Regions from separate parts of the Mus musculus genome. Here region 2 is linked to region 1. The links are chromatin contacts, found by POLR2A ChIA-PET in ENCODE. All regions are on one chromosome and are shown on one strand. The core of a region is the stretch at or near the end of the contact, and the rest is flanking DNA. Distances in the headings are between cores, read along the strand shown. Region 1 holds the start of Atp5g1 (ATP synthase, H+ transporting, mitochondrial F0 complex, subunit C1 (subunit 9)). Region 2 holds the start of B4galnt2 (beta-1,4-N-acetyl-galactosaminyl transferase 2).

Evidence for each region. ChIA-PET counts read pairs that join two places held with the same protein, here RNA polymerase II (POLR2A).
Region 2: POLR2A ChIA-PET joins it to region 1 with 10 read pairs in embryonic stem cell. The contact joins the promoter of B4galnt2 here to the promoter of Atp5g1 in region 1. POLR2A ChIA-PET finds 5 or more read pairs at or near these places in 2 of 5 experiments (Patski and embryonic stem cell).

The regions. Positions count from the first base shown.
Region 1 is chr11:96,073,537-96,079,287 of GRCm38, reverse strand. It overlaps Atp5g1 (ATP synthase, H+ transporting, mitochondrial F0 complex, subunit C1 (subunit 9)), which reads left to right and starts at 3,657. Exons shown (of 5, transcript NM_001161419.1): 1 at 3,657-3,731; 2 at 4,255-4,301; 3 at 5,249-5,326; 4 at 5,587-5,751. The coding sequence starts at 4,263.
Region 2 is chr11:95,911,702-95,916,962 of GRCm38, reverse strand. B4galnt2 (beta-1,4-N-acetyl-galactosaminyl transferase 2) reads left to right here and starts at 2,092. Exons shown (of 11, transcript NM_008081.3): 1 at 2,092-2,143. The coding sequence starts at 2,133.

The sequences.
Region 1 (5,751 bases), core at 2,408-4,907:
GAATTGTTTTCATGTTTTGTTACATTTACTAATTTATTGTGTTCTAGCTGAGTGGGGGGGGGGGGTGAGGAAGGATGGGAGCCAGTAAGCAAAGGACGACTTGTTGTGGTCCCGTTCTCATTCCACCATGTGGGTCCTGGGAATGGAACTTAGGTTGTAGACCTTGGTGGTCAGGTCCTTTACCTGCAGAGGTCTCAGGAGCCCAGTTTTTAATTATGTATGTGGGTGGGGGTGGGGGTGGGGCAGAGTATGTGCATGTGCCCTTTGGTGTCCAGAAGAGGGTATGGGGGTCCCCTAGAACTCCAGTTACAAGTTGCTGTGAGCCACCCTATTATGCTGGGAACCAAACTCTGGTCCTCTAGTGTCCTAAACCCCGTGTCATCTCTCCAGCCCTGAAAGTTTTCTCCATAGAATCACACCTGTAATCCCAGCCCTGGGAACACAGAGGCAGCAGGATCACTCTGACTTCAACCACAGCTTAATCTGCATAGCAAGGTCCTAGCCAGCCGGGGTTACATAGCAACATAGCAATATCTCATCTCAGAAAGAAAGAGAAAAAAATAAAGAATAAATGAAAATATTCTTAAACTGGGCATGATGGTGCATGCCTGTAATTCCAGAACTTGGAGGTTGGAGACAGGAGGATTAAGATTTCAACCAGAACCTGGATAGAATTGAAAGCCACCCTAGGCTATGTGAGACCCCGTTCAAAAAAGAAAAAGAGAAAGAAAGAAAAAGAAAAAAAAATCCTCGTGATTTTATCTCATGTTTATTCTTGCTTATTTTTAAAGATTTCAGGGGCTGGCAAGATGGCTCAGTGGTTAAGAGCACCGACTGCTCTTCTGAAGGTCCCGAGTTCAAATCCCAGCAACCACATGGTGGATCACAACCATCCGTAACAAAACCTGATGCCAGCTTCTGGAGTATCTGAGGACAGCTACAGTGTACTTACATATAATAAATAAATAAATCTTTAAAGATTTCAGTAAGAGTAAGTATGTATGGTTGTGCATCTACATGTGGACATGTGTGCCTGAGTGTGGGTGTCTGCAGAAGGCATAGTCTTGGGTGCTCTAGAGGTGGAGATGGTGTTACAAAGGGCTGCGAGCTGCCTGACGTGGTTGCTGGAAACCACACTTCTGTCCTCTGGAAGAGCAGCAAGTGTTCTTAACCGCTGGCCAAGCCATCTCTCCAGTTCCTGTTTCTGCTTATTTTTATAAATGGACTACAATGCCTGTCTTATTTAGGGCCAATAAGATGGGTCAGAGCAATCACCTTACAAGCTAGACGGCAATCCCTGGAACCTACAGTGGAAGGGGCGAACTGAAAATTGGCCTCTGATTGCCACGCTGGCACTTTCAAATACAGTACCAAACTAAAATAAAATAAATTAGGGCTGAAGAGATGGCTCATCAGTTAAGAGCACTGCCTGTTCTTCCATAGGACTTGACTTTGAGATTCAGCACCTACAAGGTGACGCACAAATATCTCTTACTCCAGTACCATGGAAGTTAATGCCCTCTTTTGGCCTCTGAGGGCATCAGGCACATTTGTGGGATACATTCAGGCAAAAAACCTATATACCTTTAAATTTATGGTTTTTTAAAAAAGATTTATTTATTTATTTGTTTGTTTGTTTGTTTATTATATGTGTGTACACTGTAGCTGTCTTCAGACACTCCAGAAGAGGGCATCAAATTTTTGTTATGGATGGTTGTGAGCCACCATGTGCTTGCTGGGATTTGAACTCAGGACCTTTGAAAGAGCAGTCGGCGCTCTTAACCGCTGAGCCATCTCACCAGCCCTAAATTTATGTTTACATATAAATATTTATGTTTATATATAAATATATATTGTTTATTTAAGCATTTACTATCAGAGTGACATTTAGTTTTCTCATTTAGTAAGCTCTGCACAGAGCATGGTGGCAAACACCTTTAACCCTAACAATTGGGAGACTGGGAGATCTCTTTGAGTTCCAGGACAGTCAGGGCTTCAAAGAGGGACCCTGTCTCAAAAAAGCAGAAGCAACGACACAGGTCTTTAATGTTCATTCTTTTTGTTTGTTTGTGTTTTGTTTTTTGAGACAGGGTTTCTCTGTGTAGCCCCTGGCTGTCCTGGAATTCACTTTGTAGACCAGCCTGGCCTTGAACTCAGAAATCCACCTACCTCTGCCTCCCAAGTGCTGGGACTACAGGCGTGTGCCACCACTGCCCGGCATTCATTCTGTTTTTATCAGAACCTTTGCAGGACATTATTTATTTAGTGCAGGTTCCTAGAAGTGTTAATACTGACTCAAGGAGGGTGGAGCATTTAAAGGTCCTCAGTTACTCAAGAATTACTGGGTCAAAGAGGATGGCTCATTCATAGCATTTCAAATAAAAAGTATTGCCAAACTGCTTTCCAGGAAGGTTTTCTAATTCACTAGTGAATGGTTACTGCAGTCCTGTTTTTCTGTCCCTACCCTTTGTGCTTGTGTGCATACACATGTGGTTTTGTTTGTTTCTTTGTTGTTGCTGGTTTTTTGAGACAGGGTTTCCTCTATATAGCCCTGGCTGTCCTGGAACTCACTTTGTAGACCAGGCTGGTCTCGAACTCAGAAATCTGCCTGCATCTGCCTCCCAAGTGCTGGGATTAAAGGTGTGCGCCACCACTGGCCGGCATTGTTTTGTCGTTTTAAGCCAGGTTTTGCTACTTACTCCAGACTGGCCTGGAGCAAGTGCTCCGTCTTCCTGCCTTAGCCTTCCGATGTCTGAAATTACAAGCATGCACCACCTGAATTCTTTGCACGCTTCATCCTACCAATTATTATTTTCGTTTTAGAGTTCTCCCCACTCCCAATACAATTGTCTAGCCCTACCTTGTTTTTTTTACCTAAACTCAAGAAGCTTAGTCTGGCCTTGAACTCCTGACTTTCCTGTCTCCTAAGCACCTGCCAAGTGCTAAAATTTCGGGTACGAAATAGCAAGCCTGGTTTTAATTGTATTTTGTTGAGTTTTTTTTTTCCACCATTCAACTTGTGAGTCCATGTTGACTGACTACTGACAGACCCACAAGAGCACGCTCACTACTTAGAAGTTTTCCAGCCTGCCTTAATACTTGGACGAAAATGGGGGTTTTTACAAATCACGATGGTGGAAGGTACTGTAAAGGCGTCGGCTCTCCTTGCCAGGAAGCAACATCTCGCGGGATGTCGGTGGTCCTTGAGTCCTTGGACAGGACTACAAGGCCCAACATGCAATGCGCCCCAAGGTCCAAGCGGCCGAATGAAGGCCTGGAGCCCTTATCACGTGTCAGCTTGCGTCAAGCGGCCGGTTGTCACTCCCACGCTTTTTTCTTCCGCTTGCACCTTGGTCGCCATTTTGTGTTGAAGGTTGTAGAACCTCTGAGTCTCGTCGACTCTATGGTCAAGCATTTCGGGATTCGACCAATCGTAACCCCGAACTCGGAAAAAGAACCCGCCTTTATCCGCAAGGAGGCGGGAATTGCCACGAAGCTCCTGTGGAGAGAGAGGAAGAAGCTGAAGAAGACCAATAAGAAGGATGGAGTTGATGACGCCAGCCAATTGGAACGTGGAGAGATAACGACCAATGGGAGTGAAGGGACTCCGAACACGTGGGTGGGGGAGCTGAGCGCTCAGACCAAGGGCTAAAGCTGGGAGGTGAGTCAGTCACCTTGAGCAGGGAGTGTGCTGTGGGCCGAGCAGGGGCTGCAGGGGAGTGGGAGTGCAGGTGACTTGGGGCTGGGAGACAGGGGTCCGCAAGGCCGTGGGTTGTGCCACGTGGAGCACCATTTGCCTCCAGGGATAGGGAAGGAGGACTAGAGTCTTTAAGCCTTATCAATTAATGTTAATTACCAACGGTAATGAGCGATAAACGGCCGCTGGGGAGAGTAGGGGACAGCAGTGTAACTTGGGCAGGATCCTGCACGACGTCTGCCAGTTTCTGCCTCCGGTCTTCCCGGGAGACCATTCCTTTTCGCAACATTTCCCTCTTGGGGCCTGAGCCACCTCCTTTTATTTCCGATCTCGGTTGCTGTCCTTCTGCAGACCCGCTGCGCAGAGAGTGGTTGACCCCGGAATCTGCTCTGTCCTTCTGACCTCTAATGCCCTCCTTAGCTGGGGTATAGGAAGAGGGTTGGGGGGAACGATTGGAGGTGGATGGGGACAACAGGAGGTTGCCAGTATAAGCAGACACCCGGGCTTTCATAGGAATTACGGTTTTTTTTTTTTTTCTTTTCTCCCCCTTCTTGCAGATTGAAAAATGCAGACCACCAAGGCACTGCTCATTTCTCCAGCTCTGGTAAGCGGAAGCTCCGGGTTTCCCTATAGTGCCGGGTATGGTATGGGAGCAATCATGTTTAATGAATGGACTAAGAGGGGCTGGCGTTCCGTGATGATGATGATGGCTATTGGCGGAGGGTATAGGAGCTGTTGCAGGTAACCTATGTTTATTCAGGCCTGTAAACCAAGCCGTCGTGGCTTTCTGAGCGTCCTCAGATAAGCTAGAGCTGACCTTTTATTACAGTCCTGGGTTGGCTGTAGCCAGACAGCCGGAAAACAGTTTTTCTCAACCTCGGCTGCGTGTTCAGTTCATCTGGAAAGCCTAATGCTTCTACTGCCCAGACTGCTCCTCAGACCAATTGCATCAGACTGAGAATGAAGGTGGAACCCCTAAGCAATTTTGGTAGAATGCCCCAGGTGATGCCAATGTTCTGCCAAGCCTGAGAGTCATTGTACTGAATAATGTGTCAAGCAATCCGTGTCACTGGGAGCTTTCCTAAGATGGCTGTTCTGGGAGTCAAACCAGGCTTCCTGGCCCGCTGCCTGAAGGATATATGTTGCTGTGAATGCATCTTAGTAAATCTCTCCCCTTGATTGCCTTTTGTTACCTCAACAACTGACTGGATGTTTGGGTCTTACTCTATTCTGGGAAACTGATTAGGTCTGTGCCCTTGGAAATGGACTTTGGTATCCGGTTTGGTTTGGGTTTGGTTCTGAGGATTGACCCCCGGGTCTTGTGAGTGCTCCCCAGCCTAGTGCATTATATCAAATGGTGATTGCTGCCACCCTGGGCTCCCACAGACTATCAGCATAGCTGTCTCCGATGTAGACGGACCTGAGAAAATAAGTTAATTGACCTTGAAATTGATTGGACTGATTGTGACAAACTCCTGTCACTTAGGTTGGGTTTGGGGTTTTGGTTTGTTTTTGTCTGATTTGGAGCAATATATCTTTCTGACTTTACAGATTCGCTCCTGTACCAGGGGTCTAATCAGGCCTGTGTCTGCCTCCCTCCTGAGCAGACCAGAGGCCCCATCTAAGCAGGTAAGGAAGTCAGGCCCCTCAGGATATCCCTCCAGTCAGCTGAGGTGCTTTTAGGAGAATTAAAGGATCTACGACACCCTTGCAATTCCAAGTCTCAAATGACAGTCAGAGATGTGACTAGCCCTGTGTGCTGACATTGTCCCTGCACACAGAGCACTCTGCCCTTTGAGGCTGGGTGCCAGCTGCTTCTTAGCTCAGGTGGATGGGGTGAGCATGGCGGCTCCTCACTCCCCCTGACTGCCTCCCTCCCTTCCTTCCAGCCTTCCTGCAGCAGCTCCCCTCTCCAGGTGGCCCGACGGGAATTCCAGACCAGTGTCATTTCCCGGGACATCGACACAGCAGCCAAGTTCATTGGTGCTGGGGCCGCCACAGTTGGTGTGGCTGGATCAGGAGCTGGCATTGGCACAGTGTTTGGTAGCTTGATT
Region 2 (5,261 bases), core at 843-3,342, 160 kb after region 1:
GAGAGAAAGAGAGAGAGAAAGAGAGAGAGAGAAAGAAAGACAGACAGAAAGACAGAAAGAAAGAAAGAAAGAAAGAAAGAAAGAAAGAAAGAAAGAAAGAAAGAAAGAAAAGAAAGAGCGAGCACGCAGCTGAAATGGAAGGGTTTTAAGGGAAGGAGAAAGTGAGGAAGGGACCAGCATGGGCTGGGAACAGTTAGGGTAGGGAGTGGGGTGGGAAAAGCAGCCACAGGCAGTTGTGAAACTGAGGAAGTCTGCATGCAGGTCAGCATCCACTTTGGCATACTACTAAATACCACAAATAGTCTTGTCCTGACCTGACAGGCGCCATATCACTACCCAGAAAGCTGAATTCATATCCACCATGAAAAGAAAAGGGGCTCTCTGACGCCCACCAGCCCGTCTGGCTTCTGCTTCTCTCTCCCCAGCCCTCTCTCCGAGTGTTTACCCCCTCCCCCGCCTCTTTCTCTGTCTCTCTTTATCTCTTTTTCTGCTTCTACTTCATTCTCAACCCCCTTTCCATCCCCACCTCAAAAAAAAAGCAAAAAACAAAAAACAAAAAAAGAAAGAAAAAAAAGAAAGAAAGAAAAGAAAAGAAAAGGAAAGGAAAGGAAAGAAAAGAAAAGAAAAGAAAAGAAAAGAAAAGAGGGAGATCAGACTTATGATGGAGTTGGAAAAAATGGCTTTATTCTTTCTTTTGAGTTTCTTGTATATTCTATGGCAATCCTGTCAGGTGTACAGCGGGCAAAGATCCTCCCTCCCCCACGCTGCATTCTACGAGTTATATATTCATCTAACTGGTGTGTAACTAAGGGTGACCCTGGATTCTGATCCTCCTGCCTCAGTGACTATATCTTTCTTACCCGGTTGGATATTTAGGATTACTTTGTTTTTAGCCGTACTTCCTTTCTGGGACACGGCAAGGTATACTATGTGTAAGCAGACGATTGCACACCGTCCTCTGCATACCTGAAACTAGCCGCATGCACGCAGTTTGGCAGGATCAGAACAACAGTAGGATCCCATTCTCGTCTCAACGGAGAAGAGCCCCCCCCCCCCGAAAACCACCCCCAACACCTTTCGAAAAGGGTTTCACAAACACAAATGCGGAACGATTTCGAGTGAAATTCGCTTTTTTCCTACGTCCAAGCAAAAAGGCATTATGTGGTCCGATAGGTCATTGTAAGAGAGATTGGGCTACGGATGCGGCTTTGTTTTCCTGTCACGACAATTTGCGGTAGAGTGTTAGGGGAAAGGTAAGGACAAAGGCTGAATTTGAGGGAACTGAAATTTGAGCTGTAGAAGGGCCCGAGATGATAGGGAGAGCTAGGAGTGGACTACGAAACTGTGTTTCTTTCTAGGGTGGACAGAAAAGCTTGATGACCCGGGGAGGCTGAGAAAGAGAATTAATTTGGAAAGAAGCGCAGGGGCCGGGTTGCGGGTTGCAGGTTGCAGCGAGCGCCCAGGTTATCCAGGCCGTGCTAGGACACGCCTTGAAGCCCGGAGGACCGCTCTGGAGCGAGAGCAGATAGAGCGGAAAGCCATTTGCCCGGATGAGGAAAGCGGTGGCACGGGATCGTACTTTCTCCAGCTTCACCTAGTTCATCCTGAAGTTTGGGTAAAACCCTGAATCCTCTCTATCTCCCTCTAAAAGACCTGCCCACCAAAGAAATGGGGGTGAGCAGAGATGGCTTGCATTTTTAGCCCCGAACCCAAAGGACATAAAATACACCAAAGTGGGTTGAGACGCTGCTTACTGTCTGATTATCCCCAACTTGCCTAGATTTCTTCACCTGAAAATCAAGCCACAGAACTGTCGTCGGGGCTGTTATAGTTTATACAAGTAAATAAAGCGTTAGAACCTGACTGTAACTCTTCTAGTAGGAAAAGCCTGGGCGTTGGTCACCGGAGGGATCATGTACCGGGACATAGGCTCCTGGCGCCGCACAGCCACAGTGGACCAACTTAAATAGTGTCAAAACCGTTGGAACACATCCTGGACGCGAGGCAAGGTCCAGCGCCTGGGCGGGGGTTGTGCGAGGTAGGCGGGCGCGGTCCCTGGGACTCGCAGCTCATTCCTGCTCGCGTCCAGACCTGCGGTAGGCAGTCTGCAGAAGTGGCTGGAGCGAGCTGCGATGACTTCCAGGTAGTGAGTGTCCCTGGGCCGGAGGAACGTGGGCACGCGGAGTTGGGGAGGAACAGGTGTAACGGCGGCAGCCAGCAGTGCTCAGACAGCAGGCAGCCGGCTGGTGGAGCCCGGGGAGTCTTCGCGTGGGTGACAAGGATCTCCCGGCACAGTGCGTGCCTTCCTGGCTAGACATCCCGCTCCTCTCTCCCGTCTCAGACGCTGCGCCGGCTCAAACCCGGAACCGGTTTTCCCATGGGAAAATCCGACTTGGAGGTTGATCTCCAGGGGGTGGGGGGCAAGTCCGAGCGTGGGGTCGTGTCTTGGGGGTGCCGGGTGCGCTGAACGGGGATCAGGCGCCTACCTGACTGAGTCTGGTACCCAGCTGTAGGATGTGGGTTTAGGCAAGTGTAAGAGCCTGGATCCCTGAGTCCTTTCCAGAGAGTTTTATAGCAGCCCTCACAGAGCCAATGGGTTTCAGAAGGTTGCATCAGGAGTAAGAGGCTCAGCTGTACCTCAATGCACCGCACAACACCGTGGAACGCTGAAGAGGCTGAACTTAGGCGTGTTCGATTAAGTTTTACAAAACACTCAGAAGGATCAGAAACGAGTTGTGTGAGTTAGAAATCATTTTGGTGTGTTACACACACCTCCTCAAAGTTTCTCTCTCTCTCTCTCTCTCTCTCTCTCTCTCTCTCTCTCTCTCTCTCTCTCTCTTTCTCTCTCTTTTTTCAAAAGCAAATGCAGTTAAAGGGAGGGGCATGTAGCTCTGATGGTGAAGTGCTTGCCTGACACTCAGAGGCCAGTCACTACTACTAAACTACCTGGAAGGCAGAGGGCCACAATTCTGAGGCCAGATGGACATCCGATCTGATCTCAAAACTTTCAAAGGGGCTGAGGAAGTTCCTCAGTGGTATACGGTTTGCAGACTCTGCACCAGGACCAGGTTTGGGGGGGGGGGGGTTGTTTGTTTGTTTTTAAAGCACACATTTGTTCCACAAAGGATTTAGGGAGAGAGTGGAGGAAGGCAGATATTGGGAGTCTGCTGTGCATTGCTAAGGAAGGGCTTCAGGAATCCCAGAGTCCTTCAATATTCTTTCTAGCTTCCTGCTTCCTGCATGTGGGAGGAGATAGGAGCTGGGACTTCTGTTTCATAGACTCAGTCAACTTGAATGATGCTAATGAACACAAGGCTGGCACATTTTGGGCCAGACTTTGTTTTTCCTTCACTTATAAAGAGCTAGAATTGTACCCTTAGATCTACGATTTTCATCTCTGAAGTCTGCTATTTTCCTGTTTTGACTATACAGTGCTGGCCAGTGTGGCCTTGGGGAAACATCTCTTCCAACTTCTGACTTTCTATTTCTGAAATGGGACAGTTTCCCTCAAAAACAAACAAACAAATAAACAAACAAAACCCACACAAAACCAACCAAACAAACAAACAAAGCCAAACACTTCCCCAAATAAAACAAAAACCCAAGAAGAGATTAGTGTCCTCTAAACAAAACTGACTATATATTAATTATTCCACTCATTTCAAAAGCCAGTGTGATGGCTCATGTCTGTCCACTCTTCAAGGTCATCTTTTGCTACATTGTGAGTTTGAAGCCAGCCTGGGCTACATGAGACCTTGGCTCCAAAGGTGGAAAAAAACGTTCAATTCATTTTATACGCCAGGAGCACCTAGGAGAGGGCTCCAGGATTATGTCTCTGTAAAGTGGACTGAAAAGCCTGATGAAGGAAGAGGGGGGCCAGGATGGAGAGATGCACTCATTCCTATGCAGCACTGATTCAGGGTGGAGCGGCTGTGTTCTGGATTCTCCCAGCAGCTCTCCTAACAGTTCCTATGAAGAATATACTGCACGTATCTCCACTTTACAGTGGGGGAAATGGAGGGAGAAGGTTGTCTGAGAACCATGCTGGAAGGAGCTGATTGGATTGTAGCAATTGTTTACTAGAATTTTATTTAACCAGTGTTGAAGAACTTTCTCTCTCTCCTCCCCCCACCCCCCACCCCCTTTCTCATTTTCACACACTCACTTAAAAAAAAAGAGCTAGCTACTGGATAGTCCCTACTATGTGCTGGGTATCTTTTTTGTTGTTGTTAGCTTTTTTTGTTTTGTTTTGTTTTTTGTTTTAGGGGGGGTTTCGAGACAGGGTTTCTCTATATAAGTGCTGGGTATCTTTTTTTGTTGTTGTTGTTGTTGTTTTTTTTTTTTTTTTTTTTTTGAGACAGGGTTTCTCTGTATAAGTGCTGGGTATCTTTTTTGTTGTTGTTGTTGTTGGGTTTTGGGGGGGGTTTCGAGACAGGGTCTCTGTATAAGTGCTGGGTATCTTTTTGTTGTTGTTGTTGTTGGGGTTTTTTTGTTTGTTTGTTTGTTTTGTTTTGTTTTTTCGAGACAGGGTTTCTCTGTATAAGTGCTGGGTATCTTACTAGGTTCTGGAAACACAAAAGTCCCAACTTCTTGGAGAAATGGTAACTGTGGTGTATTTGGCACCGACCGGCATCGAAACAGATGTCCTGGGCAAAGGCTTTCATTCCAACGTTACATTCCCCTCCCTTGGACCTTGAACAACACCACATTTCTTTAAATGCATTCTCATTACCTTCAGTGAAGGGAACATTTCTGCGACCTGCTCCTGTCTGCAGGACATGTACACGGAAGTCAGAGGACGACTTTTCATTGGCCTTGTTAGTTGCAGGGGGTCAAATTCATGGCTTCAGGGTAGCAAGTGTCATTTTATTAAGAAGAAGAAGAAGAAAAAGGAGGGGGAGGAGGAGGAGGAGGCAGGAATATGTTTAATAGAGCCAGGTATGTGGAGGTGAGAGGGGTTCCTCAGCGGGCCCATGCTGAGGCATTCGTTCCCCCTGAGGTACCAGCCACACATGCTGAACCAGGTTTAGTACAGCATAGAGTTTATCTAGGACGTGGGAAGGGGAGTTGAGAATGGAGTAGAGAGAAGGCGGGTGGGGGGTGGGGTGGGGGGAGGGGAGGAAAGAAGAGGCTGAGCAGGAACGTGTTGGGGCGGGGAGGGAGAATGGGGTCAGAGAGGGAAGAGAGTCAGAGATAATAAGAGAGCCCCACCTACCTGGCTGTTCCTGGTAACAGCTGGGCGGAGCCTAGAAGAAATGCTA